Linked DNA regions of Homo sapiens: region 2 is linked to region 1. A link is an interaction called in ENCODE POLR2A ChIA-PET data of the cell type or tissue named here. Cell type or tissue: OCI-LY7. All regions are shown on one strand. Each heading gives the region's core, and the rest is flanking DNA. Links, peaks and the distances in the headings are about the cores only.

Region 1 (2,921 bases), core at 88-2,587:
TCTCAAAAAAAAAAAAAGAAAGAAATTTAAAAATCAATTCTTTTTTATTTCAGAAGGTAAGAAAATCCATAATTTTAATAACTATGTGTTATCTCTCATTTTCATTAGTAACAGTATACATTAACACATATCAGGAAGTTACTTCTAAAACAAGAAAATTATTTGGAAATCAAAGCAGGATCAAAAAAACCATCTTTTATACCCTTCAAAGTATTCCTATGTTTGCTGAATCCAATTTCATACAATTGACTACATGAGAAATATTTAAAACACTGGCTATATTTTCCCAAACCTATTAATTATCAACACTATTGAGTGATCATTAAGTAAATGCTTCTAAACTTCTAAAATCTCAACGCAACAAAGCACTCTCCATCACAACACATTTTTTTTTTTTTTTTTGAGATAGAGCTTTGTTCTTGTTGCCCAGGCTGGAGTACAATGGCACAATCTCGGCTCACTGCAACCTCCGCCTCCCAGGTTCAAGCAATTCTCCTGCCCCAGGTTCCCAAGTAGCTGGGATTACAGGAATGTGCCACCACGCCCGGCTAATTTTGTATTTTTAGTACAGATGGGGTTTCACCATGTTGGTCAGGCTGGTCTTGAACTCCTGACCTCAGGTGATCCACCGGCCTCGGCCTCCCAAAATGCTGGGATTACAGGCGTGAGCCACTGTACCCAGAAACAAAAAATTTACTCAAGAAAAAAGAAACCTTTCCATGTGAAGGAGGAAAAAAAATGTGTTAAAGCAATGACCTTTAAACCCTAGGAGTAAACTTGGAAGGTGTTATGGCCTTTGATCACAGAACTCAACTTTATAGTCAATCTGGCCTGAATTTCTTCTGATAAAACTATATCTCAATAGATCCTCAGGCAACGTGGTAAAACTGTAAAGAATTAAAAAACAAAGTCAGCATTTTATGATGTGGAACCACTTAAGATGGAAAGGCTCTTCTAACAAGTTTATTGAGCCAATCGAAAGCCTAGATATTGGAAGCTGGACTCTGCAAAGTCTCACTATCAGTTCTGAGATTCTGCAGCCAAGAAGGAAAGCTCTTCCAGGACACTTAAGATCATGCCTCTCGAAGAGAAAAGCAATAATGTTCTTCATATTTTACCAGCTACACAAAACACCCAGAAAGGAAGATATAACAAAGACTGAAAATGGATGAAATGATACAGGTCTCTACTACAATCTAGGTTTGTATTTTTAATTATTTCCTGAAACTAACTAGATTAGAATTTTAACATGGTCTGATTTTGAAAAGAAGTCTGCTTAATATTAGGTAGTTTTCGCAGCATATAAGGAAGTAATTAATAAACTATTACTGTGCAGTTGGAGAATGGGGTGAAAGAAAAAGCTAGTGTTTCCTTTATAATGTAAAACAGGCCTCTCAGAAAAAATGCAATGACTGAATAAAAAATACTCTAAATAGATTTGCATATATTGAGCAAAACTAAACAAACAGAAAGGCTACATATACATATTATGATTCTGTATGATTCTACTTACACAAAGTCAAGAAAAGGCAAAACAGTCTATGATGACAGAAACCAAAAGAGTGGCTGCCTATGAAGGTGGAGACTGACTGGAGGAGCATGAGGGAACTTTCCAGGACGATGGAAATGTTCTGTATCTTGACTGAGCTGTAGGTTACCTTTGTTAAAGCTCACTGAACTGCATATGTAAGATCTGTGAAATTCGCTGCATATAAATTTTACCTGATTTAAAAAAAGTATACTACTCTCCAAACTTGAAATAACTTTTATACTAAGACTTCTCTCAGATGGATGTCTTATAAAAAATGTAAGGAGAAAATACTTTAAAAAATATTACCAGATAGTATTTTTTGGCATAGGTATTATACACTGTTTTGTGGTTGAAAGTGTGGATTCTGAGTTAGGTTTTTGTGAGTTGGAATCCTGGCTTAGCAATTCACTGAGTGACACAGGTATTATGTTTGGCATAGGTATTATGCACTGTTTTGTGGTTGAAAGTGTGGATTCTGAGTTAGGTTTTTGTGAGTTGGAATCCTGGCTTAGCAATTCACTAAGTTTGGAAAGAGCTACCAAACTTCTCTGTGCCTCAGTTTCCTCATGTAAAATGGAAATAACAATAGCACTGACTTCACAAAGTTGTTATGTGGATTATACAATAATCCACCTAAGTGGATTTAAGTAATAAAACACTTAAAACGTAACACTTAGCACTACATAAGTATTAGCTATAATTATTACCAAAATAAAAAATTTACACTTGAACTGGTTGTCACCCGGGAATCCAAAGCCAGGCAGGATCTTAGAAGAGTAAAATTTACATGGACAACCGCTATTATGACAACAAATGAAATCAAAATAATTATTTACATAGAAGACCTGGAAGTCTTTGGCTTTTTCACATGTTAGGAATGAATCTCCATTGACCATTTAGAAACTTTTCATTATTATTCATTTCTTTAGGTAGCTCCTAATTCTTGTCTAGGGCTGATTCTTGCTAATCTTTACCTCAGAGAGTTTCTCAGTGTCAATGAGGACTACACACAAAGGTAAAAAAGAGAAATACAAATGTCATTTATTTATTTATTTTTTGAGACAGAGTCTTGCTCTGTTGCCTAGGCTGGAGCACAGTGGCGCAATCTTAGCTCACTGCAACCTCTGACTCCTGGGTTCAAGTGATTCTCATGCCTCAGTCTCCTGAGTAGCTGGGATTACAAGCATGCACCACCATGCCTGGCTAATTTTTTTTTTTTTTTTTTTTAGTAGAGGTGGAGTTTGCTACGTTGGCCAGGCTGTTCTCAAACTCCACGCCTCAAGCAATCGGCCCACCTTGGCCTCCCAAAGTGCTGGGATTATAGGTGTGAGACACCGTGCCCAGCCAAGTCATTTATTTTTAATTTTCTAGTATTTATACTACATGAAAA
Region 2 (2,921 bases), core at 240-2,739, 53 kb before region 1:
ACAGCAGATAGGTTCTAACTCAAATTCTGTTTTATTGGCAGAAGTTATTGGAAACACTGTTACAAAGGACTCCGAGGTCACCGCTGGACTGGTGAACAGCTCACTGTGCTTTCTTCTCCATCTCTGACATGGGAACAGGAGGGGGAGAAGCAGCATTTGTGCTTCACATTTCTGATCTCTGTATTATTAACAAAGCTGAACAGGGTGTGGGTGTGGATATTTGGAAAGACATAACAAAGGTACATTTTTCTGTTTTAATAAGTTGCAATGTCTTTAGATGGAGGTTTAACATGTTTTATTTGTATCTTAATCTCAAGACAGTATTTCTACGGTGAAGGTTTTTCCCTTTCTCACCTTACAAAAACGGAGAAAAAAGCAAGGTTTTGAAGGAAGATGCACACACAGTACTTTAAGTTACTCTCAGAAGCATTTTCCTAACGTGGATACTATGATTATGAGAGGAGGAGAGTTCTCACTCCAGTTTTTCTCTTCTTTTTTATTGAGACAGGGTCTTTCTCTGTTGCCCAGGGTGAAGTGGCACAATCATGGCTCACTGCAGCCTTGACCTCCTAAGCTCAAGCGATCCTCCCACCTCAGCCTCCTGAGTAGCTGGGACTATAGGTGCAAACCACCACACCTGGCTAACTTTAAATTTTTTTGTTGAGACAAGGTCTCTCTATGTTGCCTAGGCTGGTCTCAAACTCCTGGGCTCAAGTGACCATCCCTCCTTGGTCTCCCAAAGTGCTGGGATTATAGCTGTGATCCACTGCACCCAACTTTACTATAGTATTTATACTGTTGTGTTTCAAATAAAGAACACAGTCTGTTTCCTAATTATGGTGACAAAATAGTAATTCCTGAAATAAATACATAAAAGTATGTGACACTGGATATCCAGATATGTTTCCTTCATTTAGGTGGTATTGTTAATGATCTAACCATGTATCTTCAATTCAGGGAGAAAAATTCCAGTAGTAACATTTGAGTAATTTTTTTTAAGTTAAGATTTTTAATAGGAATGCCTGGTATATATATTATTTATTATACTTAGAACTAAAGGCTCGGCTGGGCACGGTGGCTCACACCTGTAATCCCAGCACTTTGGGAGGCCAAAGTGGGCAGATCACGAGGTCAGGAGATCAAGACCATCCTGGCCAACATGGTGAAACCCTGTCTCTACTAAAAATACAAAAATTAGCTGGGCATGGTGGTGCGTGCCTGTAATCCCAGCTACTTGGGAGGCTGAGGCAGGAGAACTGCTTGAACCAGGGAGTTGGAGGTTGCAGTGAGCCAAGATGGCGCCACTACACTCCAGCCTGGCGACAAAGCAAGACTGTCTCTGGCTGGGGGCCGTGGCTCATGCCTGTAATCCCAGCAGTTTGGGAAGCTGAGGTGGGTGGATCACAAGGTCAGGAGATCAAGACCAGCCTGGCCTGGCCAAGATGGTGAAACCCCGTCTCTACTAAAAATACAAAAATTGGGTGTGGTGGCAGGTGCCTGTAATCCCAGTTACTAGGGAGGCTGAGGCAGGAGAATTGGTTGAAGCCGGTGGGTGGAGGTTGCAGTGAGCCAAGATCACACCACTGTACTCCAGCCTGGGTGACAGAGTGAGACTCTATCTCAAAAAAAAAAAAGAACTAAAGGCTCAACACAAATAAATGATAAATGTTCAATGTGATGGATATGCTAATTGTTCTGATCTGATCATTATATATGTATCAAAACATCATTATTTACCCTGTAAATACGTACAATTATATGTCAATTAAAAACTTTAAAAAGGCTGGGTGCAGTGGCTCACGCCTGTAATCCCAGCACTTTGGGAGGCTGAGGTGGGCAGATTATGAGGTCAGGAGATTGAGACCATCCTGGCTAACACAGTAAAACCCCATCTCTACTAAAAATACAATAAACTAGCCGGGCATGGTGGCACGCGCCTGTAGTCCCAGCTACTCAGGAGGCTGAGGCAGAAGAATTGCCTGAACCCGGGAGATGGAGGTTGCAGTGAGCCAAGATCGTGCCACTGCACTCCAGCCTGGGTGACAGAGCGAGACTCCATCTCAAAAAAAAAAAAAACAAAAAAACCCCACAAAAAACCTTTAAAAAAAAAAAAAGCTAATATAAAGCCTTTACCTTAAAACTCTGAATTTATCTTATTCACTTTTTACCCTTAGAAGTTTATGAACTTGCAAAGGCAGTTGAAAACTATGGTAAGTCTTCAAGTCCCAGCTTTATTAAATGTAAGAGACCAGCAAACTTTAACCTAAATTTTAAGAATTTTAAGAAATATTTGGAAAATACTATTAGAAAAATAAAATTATTTGATATCCAGTAACAGTTAATAGCATTCTCTGTATTAAAAAATTACTAAAGGGAAATGGGTATGTCTGCGGCATGGCTGAGAATGAGTAAGATCACACACAGCTTATCTGCTCAACAAATCCTGAATATATCAGACAGCCCATAACATTGCTATGAGAAGTCTGATTCAAATGCTTAGCTGCTATAGTTAGTTAATCTGGGACTCAAAGGACAATATACCTGGGTCAGGGACTGAAAATCACCAGAAGAATTCTACAACAGCCTTTCTGCCTACCAATAACACCTATAGAACTTGACTGGAATCTAACCAGAAGTGTGTTTCATGTCCAAGTATGCTGCTATACATACAAGCTACCTAGGCTTTTAGCTAGAAAAGTTTAGACCATAGAAAATGATACAGGAGGTGCGGTGGCTCACGTCTGTAATCGCAGCACTTAGGGAGGCCGAGGCGGGCAGATCATGAGGTCAGGAGTTCGAGACCAGCCTGGCCAACACAGTGAAACCTCGTCTCTATTTAAAATACAAAAAAATAGCCGGGTGTGGTGGCAGGCGCCTGTATTCCTAGCTATTCGGGAGGCTGAGGCAGGAGAATCGCTTGA

Evidence for each region. ChIA-PET counts read pairs that join two places held together with the same protein. Peaks named below come from ENCODE experiments on the same cell type or tissue, not always from the same donor. Only the 100,000 strongest peaks of a DNase experiment are listed, where the experiment ranks them.
Region 2: POLR2A ChIA-PET joins it to region 1 with 13 read pairs; 7 of 35 experiments call an interaction of 5 or more read pairs at or near these places.

Annotation. Positions count from the first base shown.
Region 1 is chr22:40,875,688-40,878,608 of GRCh38, reverse strand. The region is part of intron 2 of XPNPEP3 (X-prolyl aminopeptidase 3); the gene reads right to left. It overlaps LOC124905124 (a long non-coding RNA gene), which reads left to right and starts at 1,014. Exons shown (of 3, transcript XR_007068111.1): 1 at 1,014-1,200; 2 at 2,461-2,546. In OCI-LY7, for the core only: no CTCF peak of the experiment used is centred there; no DNase peak of the experiment used is centred there.
Region 2 is chr22:40,929,289-40,932,209 of GRCh38, reverse strand. XPNPEP3 (X-prolyl aminopeptidase 3) reads right to left here. Exons shown (of 10, transcript NM_022098.4): 10 at 1-2,921. Among named protein-coding and RNA genes, the nearest start is that of RBX1, 21 kb to the left of the region's middle. In OCI-LY7, for the core only: no CTCF peak of the experiment used is centred there; no DNase peak of the experiment used is centred there.